Regions from separate parts of the Homo sapiens genome. Here region 1 is linked to region 2. A link is a contact called in ENCODE Hi-C data. All regions are on one chromosome and are shown on one strand. Each heading gives the region's core, a stretch centred on a gene start or an enhancer-like site at or near the end of the contact. The rest is flanking DNA. Distances are from core to core; before and after follow the strand shown. Region 1 overlaps LRMDA (leucine rich melanocyte differentiation associated). Region 2 overlaps ADK (adenosine kinase).

What was found. Hi-C counts contacts between places; a loop is a spot of excess contacts on that map. Pooled maps may share reads with other maps.
Region 1: a map with no recorded cell type shows a loop between it and region 2 (32-fold over the local background). The contact joins two enhancer-like sites. A Hi-C loop is called at or near these places in 3 of 37 single-sample maps with no recorded cell type and 3 of 50 pooled maps.

The regions. Positions count from the first base shown.
Region 1 is chr10:75,610,360-75,616,090 of GRCh38, forward strand. The region is part of intron 2 of LRMDA (leucine rich melanocyte differentiation associated); the gene reads left to right. Among named protein-coding and RNA genes, the nearest start is that of MIR606, 61 kb to the left of the region's middle. Within about 2 kb of position 2,637, at least 6 of the 41 ENCODE cell types and tissues checked have a DNase peak (open chromatin) inside an H3K27ac peak, as active enhancers do.
Region 2 is chr10:74,582,095-74,587,629 of GRCh38, forward strand. The region is part of intron 7 of ADK (adenosine kinase); the gene reads left to right. Among named protein-coding and RNA genes, the nearest start is that of ADK-AS1, 56 kb to the left of the region's middle. RefSeq lists an enhancer at 3,430-3,599. Within about 2 kb of position 3,502, at least 13 of the 41 ENCODE cell types and tissues checked have a DNase peak (open chromatin) inside an H3K27ac peak, as active enhancers do.

The DNA.
Region 1 (5,731 bases), core at 1,387-3,886, 1.0 Mb after region 2:
ACCCCACACACATCATACACCCCCACATACAACATACACACCATTCCTCCTCATACTTCCCTACACCCCACATGTACACACAGCACTCCCTGACACCACATAGACAAACACATACCACACCCCCACATACACACACACACCACACATACACTCATGTATGTAAATATACAAAGTACAGTATATTAATTTTATAGTCTCATCGTGGCCAGAAGGACCTTAGAGAGTCTCTGTCCAACTCCATGGATGAGGGAACTGTGATCATGGCCAGAGACTTTATGGGACTGGCCCATGTTCGGGTGGCAGAGGCAGGCCCAGGTTCCCCAGTCCTGACACAATGTATTTTCTTTAATGTCTTTATAATAGGCAATACATGTTCCCTAAAATGTATTGTTGAACTGAAACCTTTAAGAATCATTTATTCTCTTTGTATGAATGTTTTTCCCTCAAGTCTTGTTTACATTGTGAGCTTTCATAGCAAACCCTTTCTTTGGCCCAACGTAGGCTAAATTTTACCGCAAATTCCAAATGATGGGAGTCGTAAATTTTTCTTTTTCCTGAGTTGGCCTTGTTCTGGTGGAAACTTAATGTGTGTGGAGTAATGAACTATTCTGCTGAGGGGAGGTGGACTTGGGTGACAGCATGCCTCTACTCTTACAGGGTTTGGGGTGGTATGAGGTTGGGGACAGGGAAGGCTGCTGCAGAGGCTGGAGCTGGTGGGGCACTCAGACAGGGGGAGCACAGGGTGAGAGGGGCAAGGACCCCTAGAGAGAAGCCCTGCCTCTTTGGTGTCCTTTGGAGGCAGAAGGTAGGCATTAGGAGTGATGATCTGGACAGGTCCTGTGTAGCTGGGCGTTTGTGGAGGCAAGTGCAGCCCTGATCTACTCTCAGTTGTTGGACAATGGCATGGGCTTGTAAAGTCGATCTGTGAGCAGGACCTTGATCGGAGTCCACAGTGGGTGTGTAGCTGCCAGTGCTTGACTCTGGTTTCATTTCCTTTTTATTGTAATAAAATTTACCATTCAAACTATTTTTAAGTGTACAGCTCTGTGGCATTACCCGCATTCACATTGCTGTGTAACCGTTACAACCATCCATCTCCAGAACTGTTTTCATCTTCTCAAGCCAAAACTCCATACCCATTAAATAGCCACTTGCTATTTCCCCACTCCCCTCCTCCCCTCAGCCCCAGGCAGCCTCCATTCCACTTCCTGTCTCTGTGAGTTTGACTACTCTAAGTTATCTCATATGAATGGATGCATACAGGACTTTTGTCCTTTTGTGACTGGCTTACTTCTGTTTTCTTAACATGACTTTATCAGCAGCTAGCCCATACAGTGCTTCTGGGAGAAGTAGAGAAATGTGCTCCCCTTCTCTGGGTGGATGTAACCCCTGGCCAGAAATTGAGCTTGGCAAGCACAGTATAGGTTGGATTTCAGTCTCCACCTGTCCTTTTGGCCAAATGCCGTCAGCTAGTGCACAACCTGAACAACTGTTCGACTTGGTCCTGTGTATCAGGCCTGCAAAAGGAGATTTCCTCTTGCCCTGGAGCCCCTGGCTGGGTGTCCTCCCTGTTGATACTTTTTTGGTCCCCTTCTCCTATTCCCCAGTTCCCTCTGCTGCCTTAAGGTTCAGTTTTGTTGATTTGCCCCAGACTGGGACCTCCAGAGAATAAAAGGCCAACAGAAAAGGTGAATGGGGTTTCTAGAACAATATAACTCATTCAAATGCCATTTAGTGTGGGCTAGGTACGAATGACTTATGTGGATTAGATTTCCTTTGGAAATACCCAGGGGGTTAAAAATTAAGAGGAGAAGTGTGTAGAAAAATAAGTGCGAGGTTTTACTTATGCAGTGCCTTTGAAGACTAGTTGAAATATTTAGCAAACTGAAAATGCAGCTGGTTGAATGTGCTCTGAACCGTGCTGGGCCCTTTAGCCTACCTCTTTTAATAAACTAGTGGCTGAATTGAAAGCAATCTAGGCAATAATGAATATTCTTATAAATCTCTCTGGTTGAGAAACTCTAAAAATATAGCCAGATCCCAAGCAGTACCTATTTCCTCTTAATTCTACTATAATACTTGAATGATCTTTTATAAGACATTAAACTTTAATTGATGCCATTTTACTAAGCAGATTTTAAAAGCAGCAATGTCAGTAATTGAACTGATCAAGATGACTTTTGTTTATTATGTATGATGTGGAAAGAGGCTTTTATAAAATGTTATTTTTGTTCTGATTTCCAAAGAGTTTGCTTATTTATTTACTTATTTTATTTATATATTTATATATTTGTATATATAAATATATAAAAATATATTTTTGAGTAGTGGATTTAGAGAGGCAATAGTGTGGATAAGAACTGATAAGCACAGATTTTCATGCCCTCTCACTGTGAAAGTATTAGAGAAAATATTGATGCAGAACAAGGAAAAAACTGTGTAAAATAAAGTGTAAAATGAAAAAAAAAACCTGGGTAAAATAATCTAGTGGAGACATTTTTCAAAGTATTAACTTTGGTGGGGAAAAAAAAATGGAAGGTTGAGATTTTGCTCATGTCAAAAGACTTGGCCCAGCCTTTCAACTTTGCTATTGCTTTCGTTGGTTTGCTGTGCTAAGAGCATTACTCAAACGTATGCTATTGTGGTTGAACTTCTTCTTTATCCTTCCTTCTTTTGACGTTCCTGGGCAAGGCTGTCTTCACTCAGGACAGGCATGTTACACAGTGGGGAAAACTGTAGACTTGAAAACCTTGCCAATTTTTTTTTTTTTGTAGCAGTTAACTGTGGCTCAGGATTAAACAGTAAGAGCACTATCTGGCTTTCTTCCTCTTTTCTTCCACAATCCCCCCCACTTCCTCCTGAGTTTGGTCATTAGTTTTGCTGCCTTTGGAGTTTTAAAAAGTTGGATTGTTTCTCTGTTATAAAAATAACACATACATCAGACTTGCAGATAGCTACTAGCCAAGAAAAGAGGCATTTTAGGGGCAGTGAGGGATAGGGGTGGAGACCAGGCAATGAGTGGTGTCCTAAGAAACGGAGAGGATGGAGGGGAACATTGTTGTGTGGACTGGTACACTTAAAATATTTATGGATCAGACAGTATCTCTAAATCTCTGTCCTCCTTATCTGCACATCACTCTCGCTTTTTTCATCCCTACCCCTGGGGCAGCTGTCTCATTTTCTAGGTAAAGAAAACCAAGAGGATTCTGCAGCACCTTTAGGTGTGATTGCTAATGGTATGGTGTTTGCAGAGTTCTCCAGGTTTCATCTTGTTTTTTCACAAAAACAAGATTTCTTATGCAAAATGGGTCACCAAACAATTTCTCCAGAGCAACAGCCAGTGTTTCGTGCAGGGGAGATGTTAGCAAACCACTGACATATGGATGTGATCTCTGTTACTTTGACCAGATTCGGTTTCTACAGAGTACGTGAGAAGGGAAGATAAATTTTGTCCTAGTAATACTATAGCGACTCATAAATAAATGGTTACCCTTTGGTGCTTGCAGTTTTCATTAAAGCCGCCTGAGCTTTGTTATTGACACCATAGGTTGCCTATTCAGGGAAATGCAGTAAAATTTATCAGTATGCTTTCTGCACCTAATAAATCATCCAAACAGGGAACCATATGGCAGATAAGACCTTGAAAATGTGGCTTCAGCATGTGAGGAGTCAAGTTGCTGAAATCTTGAATGATTACAGCCTGCACATTTTCTCCTGGAATATCTTATAGTTATTTTACATGCCATTTTCTTGTTCACCCTATCACCCCTTTGTCTCTCTCCCTCTCTCGTTCTTTCTCACTCTTCCCTCTCTTACTTTCCTCTAGCACCATCCTTTTCTGGCCATTCTTTCTCACTCTTTGTTTTTCTTTTGGGTGGAGGTCTGGCTGTGATTTCAGCTTTAAAATAAGCATCCAGAGCAGATAAGACGTTTTTATAATGCCTTGCTGGTAGGAGGAAGAGGGGCAGGGAGGAGCAGAGACTGACGGGAAGGGATGATGTATGTGGCGGCTGTGTCCCCACTCTCCTCCAGCCCATTGTCATTAATCACGGCCATTAGTTTTTTTCAGAGCTGCCTTGTCTGCACAGTGCCTCAGAAAAGCCATTGTTTTTTCATGCCACAGACTAGGGAAGAAAAGGGAAGAAAGAAACCCCAGTACTCTTTTTCTCCCCTCTCATTCTGCCTCCAGAATCTCCCTGCTCTCCTGCTATCTCTCTGCTCCTCTATCCCAGCCCAACTTCCTTTCCTCTTCCTAGAAGGGATGGTGGAGAGGAGAGGGGGCACTTCAGTCCCTGTGTTTATATATTTATCTGACAACACAACATGGGCACACAGTTGTGATGCATGCACTGAATAATAGCTGTGTTACTCATGATGCACTGTTTAATATACAAGGAGGTTTTGTGGATATCAGTGGTGTTTGTTTTTTTTTTTTCCTTCTCTTTTGGAATCCTGGACTGGATATCCTTGTTATAACCTGAGGACACCAGCAAGATAGGAGGCATGTGCCCATTGTGGAACATCTGTGTTCAGTGGCTGGAAAAGAGGAGGCTGGCTTCTCCCTGGGGAGATGGAGTTAGGTGCTCACCAAGCCTAGACCATGTCTTGGGGACTCCCTCACTGCTAAGTGGGGCATTTCAAGAACAGCCATGGCTTATGATCAGTTGACTCTGCCCAGTCAACTTGGGTGACTCTTGGTGTTTAACGAAGGATGTGGCCATTGTCCTTTCTCTCATCTCTGCTAATTAAAGACTTGGGCTTGAGGAAAGAGACCTTGAAGACTGCAGTGGTTTTCTAGCTCTCAATGACAAATCATAACTGAGTCATTATGTGTGATATCTGACTGCTCAAGATACTAATGTCTTTAAAAATACCCATAGTGTTTTGTAAAATGTGACAGCCAACATCAAAACAAGACCACATACAGGTTGAGTAGCCCTTATCCAAAGTGCTTGGGACCAGAAGTGTTTTTGATTTTTAATTTATTTTTGATTTTGGAATGTTTGCATTATACTTACCAGTTGAGCATCCCTAATGTGAAAATCCGAAATCCAAAATGCTCCAATAAACATTTCTTTTGAGCATCAAATTGGTGCTCAAAAATTTTTGGATTTTAGGGTATTTCAGATTTGGGTTTTTCAGATTAGGAATACTCAACCTGATGAAAAGTCTGTATGACAGCTGCATTTAAAAGGAAAAAATCCTTAATTACTCCCAGATATGAGCACAATTATTTGAACTAGAATCCCTAAATATTGTTGAGTAGAGTACTTATTCTAATGGAAATATGGCTGTGATATGCTATTAATACATCCATTGAATAGTCATGGTATTGGAAAAAACATTAATGAGCAAGGAACCAGGAGAGCAGAGTTAATGGTCCTTTGACTTCAAGGCTGTGTAACCTTAGTCAAATTACTTTATGTCTCTGAACTCCATTTCCTTCTGTCAGATGAGATGGTTGGCTTTGGATCAGTGTTTCCCAAAGTGCCGGATAATGGGTGTCACAGGAAATGATTTTAGGCAGTATACTGAATGGACTTTTAAAATTTGTGTTTGTTAAATAATGTTGGCTATCGATTTATGACTGTGACTTTCATATTTTAATTTCTGAATTAATAGGTATATTAGTCTGTTCTCATGATGCTAATAAAGAAATACCAGAGACTGTTTCTTTAATTTATAAAGGAAAAGAGGCTTAATGGACTCAGAGTTCCACATGGGTGGGGAG
Region 2 (5,535 bases), core at 2,252-4,751:
CACGTATTATCTCATTAAAAATGGAAATAACCTGCCTGGGCAACATGGCAAAACCCTGTCTCTACAAAAAAATACAAAAATTAGCTGAGCATGGTGGTGCATACCTGTAGTGCCAACTGTTTGGGAGGCTGAGGTGAGCCTGGGAGGTTGAGGCTAAAGTAAGCTGTGATCCTGCCACTGTATTCCATCCTGGGCAACAGAGTGAGACCCAATCTCAAAAAAAAAATAAAAAATAAAAATGGAAATAAAATTCCCAATAATAGGGCTACTATCCTAACATTTTTCTTATGCTAGCCTCTTTCTTCTTGTTCTTTAATACTAAAAACTTGGGTTGTTCTGAAAGAAATTAGTCTAAGTAGCTTGTCTGTCTTACGTTTTGATGAAGCACTTTTTCCTAACTTAATTTGTTCTTTAGTTACCAGATTAAATATGCTTAAAAGTGGGAATGAACAACTCTCCTTGCTAGAATAGACAAGTCAGTTAATCACTTTGTGAAACAGTTAAGTTTCTTGTAAACTGCACTTTATTTTTTTGCCTGTGTTTTGGCTGCTTAATTTTTTTCAGTTATGTTTATTGAGGTATAATTTATATACTGTTTATCTAATTTTTATTATAAACCTATTGGATAGAGGCATGAGTGTCTTTATAGCTGTGCATTGCCCCATAGAGTTTTTGGCACTCAATAAAATGTTAAATAATATTTTTATTCAGCATTCTGTAGACGGGAAGCATATGGTAACAAATGTCAGAGCACAGGTTGAAAATCTCCAAAAAGTTATATGATATATTCTTTGGAAAAGCTAGTAGAGATACTTTTGTGAATGAAATTTCTCTTAAAAGGGGTTCCCAGACTCACATTTTATGCAACAAATTTCTCCAGCCTTCAGTTACTTTATTTACAAATTAAAGTTTTTCCTTATCAGAAATAATGCATAAGTTAAAATAGTATAATACTAACGTGGTATCATAAGAAAGTATATAAATGGTTTGATAGATAACATAAAGTAAAGGTAACTCATAGTTTGAAGGACAGCATGAGAAAATATTTAGAAGCTTTAGCAGTATAAGTCTTTATGTTGTGATATATTGTATGAAAAGAAATACACAGTGGATAGTTCTTTATTGTTAAATTTCAGCATGACTTAGTTATGTCACTGCTACAGCTGTTGCAGACATTCTAGTGGTAGGAGACTTTGACTCAATATTGTTTTTCTCACCTGAGGATTCTAGCACTATTTAATACTCTTATTTTAGTGTCAGAAACAATCATTGCTTCAGAATAACAGAAGACATTGTGAATTAAAACTTCAAATAAATTTCATGCAAAGGATAATATCTCCCGGTTAATCTGTGTTGAAGAAATGGTTGACCATAATCAGGTATACAAAGCCATTTAGATAGCATATATCTAAATTTTCTTTCCAGAATTTGCTTACCCTCTGATTTGCTGACCACACTTGCTTTGAAGTTTTGGTTTTTGTTGTCTTGCTATGTTGCCCAGGCATGTCTCAAATTCCTGGACACAAGCAATCCTCCCACCTCAGCCTCCCAAAATGTTGGGATTACAGGCATGAGCCACTGCACCTGGCCACTTTGAAGTTTTTATTAACATAATTTGAATGTGAAATTACCTGAGTTTTTCTTGTTAACCTCATGTATAAAATGTGGGATAGGGAATCCAGGCACTGCTTACTTAGCTTGGTGCCTCTGGCTCTCATAAGACTTTTAATAAAGGTGTCAACCAGGTTTGTAGTCATCTTGCTGCTCAGCTAGGGGAGGATCTTCTTCCAAGCCCACTCATGTCCGGTCACAGCCCTCAGATCCTCACTGGTTATTGATCATGCACCACTCCATAGTCCTCACAACATTGCAACTTATTTCTCCTAGAGCGAGGGCTCAGAGAGAGAAGGCTTGTGATCAAGAAGATGAACAAAACATACCATCACTTTTGTCATATATTTGTTAAAGCAAGTCACTAGGTCTAGAGCACATTCAAGGGGAGGAGAATGTACAAGGATTTGAATACCAGGTTCAAGGATCATTGAAAACCATTTTGAAGACTGCCTCCTACACATATAATCCACAGATGGGACAGATCATTAAAGTACTCTAGGTGCTCTGACACTCATTTGTTTATCCTGAGATCTTAACAAGAACTTGAATTCAATAGGCAAAATGATTTCAGTTTCACATAAAGTATTTCATTTATTCCTAGCAACAATGCAACGAAATAGGTATGGTTAACCCCAATGTTATTGATGAAGAAATTGATGTACTGAGTGACTGGCTCAAGATTACATAGCAAATAATTTGTAAAACTGGGACCTTAGTGTAGGCCTTTTGATTCTAGACCCTGTACTCTTTCCATTGGCTATAATTGCTTCCTACCAGTACTATGTTGCACTTAAAGCCATTCAAGGAGAATATTATACCTCTAAATTTATATACAATTATATGAATTTTTATTATACAGAGATTTTTATACATATATGTAGAGAAAGACAGACACCCCCCTGTCTTAATCTCTAACCTATACCACTCCGTTTAGGAGTTATAGTATTATTGAGTCAAAGTCTAATATCATTATAAGGCCTGTAACAGCTGTAGCAATGACACACATGTACACAGATGCTAGCAGCCTAAAACTACACTTAGGAGGTAAATGTTTGTTGCATGGAGAGATGAAGAAGCAAAGTAAGAAAACAGACCTGGTCTGGTGGCTCCATTCCCCCTTGGCTTGTCAGTATACAGAAATCATTGTGTTTCTATATAACTAGTAACAAATAATTGGAATTGCAGTGAGTATGGGCAAGTTATGGTTTTAGTTTAATATTGATTATAGATAATTCTACTTTATAAGTAAGAACTTGTGTTATCAGATGAAATATAGAGAAAGTTTTCTCCTCCATAGTTGTCTTTCATATACGCAAACATGCACTTGAGTTTCTTTCCTTTCCTGCATAATCTGAGGATTGTGCTTTTTAATAGTGGCTTGCTGATCCCTTTAAATAGCTCTTAATGTAAGTATTCCATAGTTTTCATTAATCTGATTAACATAGTTTTTCCCTAACCTCCATTCAAAAACTATATTTGGTTGTTGTTTTACCCTGGTTGCTGAAGCAGCAAGCCTACTGCAAAACCTAAGTGGTGTGGTATAGATGAGAGTCTAAGACTTTAATTATATGTCATTTTATTCACAACACTCAATTCCAGGAAGGAAAAAATGGGTCTGTTTTTGTAAAGGACATATTATGTGAGTATCATTCATTGTAAACCAAAAATGATACTGTATTATAGCATAGACAACAATGAGAACTGATTCTGAAAATGTGACCTGACTGAGAAACTGAGTAATAGTGAAAGTTATCAAAATGGAAAAAAAGCGTTAATGTGAAATCCAGCCTTCTCAGAAATACTCTTTCCTGGCCTGTTTAGTTTTGCTTTTGTTGCTTGTCATGCATGAATGAAAGTGCTGTACTCTCAGGGGAGCAGGAAAGCCTCTGTGTCGGTTGTTTATTTCCTTAATCCCTCCTCCTTTGTGATTTTTGATGTCAGATCTAAAATGGAAAGCCTGTAAATATAATGATTATCACACGGATAATCACCTGCATTAGGAACCGCCCTGCTTTTCTATTCTAACCCGAGCTGTTCTCCACATGTCACATCCACTCTGTGGTTGGATTTTAACCTGACTGCTTCATTAGATTTGTGAAACTCAGTACGAGGCGCCCTGGGGCAGCACAGATGGGGACTTGCTTGTTTTCTTTTCTCACTTTTACTGCAAAGGCACACTAAAAAGTCCTTTTCAATTTAGTGCGATCAGTTCACTTGGAATTATCTCTGATATTTGGAACCTGTCTTGCTCTTCTGCCCACCAACTATGCCTATTCTTTCTTCCTTACTTTCTGACCTAATGTCTTTTCTTTCTGCCTCTGCATGTCATGAATCTGACAACTAAAATTCTGCTTACAATTCTTACTGGGTCAAACTGTTCCCCCGTGTTGTTTTGTTTGTTTTGCTGACAGGGAAAAATAAATGTTGTTCCATCATTGTACCTACAAACACCTTCAGATCAGAGGTTAGCTGTGGGAAAGTCTGCAGTGATATGAGCCAGCTGCCTTCTCTAATGGAGTGACTTGGGGCACCAGTCCAAGATCAGAGGAAGGTGGGAGGAAGTCAGAAGATAAGATCATTTTAAGCCACAGAACAACAAGCTTAGCTTTTCTAGTGATAGGGCACAGCTCAGCAAACCTGTGTGAGGGGGCACTAAGACAAAAAATTGAGTTGACTTTTTTTAAGTACATCTTTCCTCAGTCAGAAATATGTTGATGCTTGAAATAGTTTACAGACATGGAAGTGTCCTAGGGCCTGGTTTCCTTAAAAGATAATGATTTGACATTTATATATGTGTCTTCTTGCAGTTAGTCAGCTCCATACCATAACAGATCACAGTTAATTTTTAAAAATAATTTTTTTGGGCTGGGCATAGTAACTCATACCTGTAATCCCAGAACTTTGGAAGGCCAAGGCAGGTGGATCACCTGAGGTCAGGAGTTCGAGACCAGCCTGATCAATATGGTGAAACCCCCATCTCTGCTAAAAATACAAAATTAGCTGGGCATGGTGGCACACACCTGTAGTTCCAGCTACTCGGGAGGCTGAGGCAGGAGAATACCTTTAACCCAGGAGGCGGAGGTTGCAATGAGCTGAGATCGCACCACTGCACTCCAGCCAGGGCTACAAGAGCAAAGCTCTGTCTCAAAAAAAAAAAAAAATATATATGTATATATATACACACACACATATTTATATACACATATATATACATATACACACACATAAATTTTTTACAGTTAATTTCTTATATTTGAGCAAAACTGGACATTAAAAAAATTTTACTGTATGTGAATTTTGAGCATTTATGGCTTAGTGCAATTTTAGTCCTACACATTCTTCCTTTGAACTTTGTCTTACAGTCCCCTGGGGTTCTCTCATGTCTCTGATGAAGTTCCATATAAATAAGTGGTTCTAGTATAGCTTTTTTGTTGTCTTTTTCATATAAGAATTTGCTTGGTTCAGAGTGACAGCTTGGGAAGCACTACATCAATAGCTTTTGAACCTTTTCCTATTCCTTGATATCACCGCCAGCAAATGTTACTGACTATGTGATGTACAAAGTTCTAACCTTGCTTGCACAAATTGACCAGTTGTCAAGATCAATATTTATTTGCTTATTTTTGTCTACATGAACTAAGGGTAACTTGGTCAGGCTTATGTTTCTCTAGTAAATAGCGTAAGGAGTTGTACTTTCAACTTAACACTTCCTGTTGACTTCAGTGTTTAGCTGTAATCATACATTTTGACCTTTCTAAATCCTCAAAATGGTTCTCTAACCTATATGTTATTAGTACATTGGACCATAGGTGCATACATGTATTTTTTTCCCAATGTTTTCCCAAATTTCTGCTGAAGACACTGACTGTACTTTCTGCCTTACATGGCTTGATGCTACAGTCGTTTTAGTTGAGTTGGATC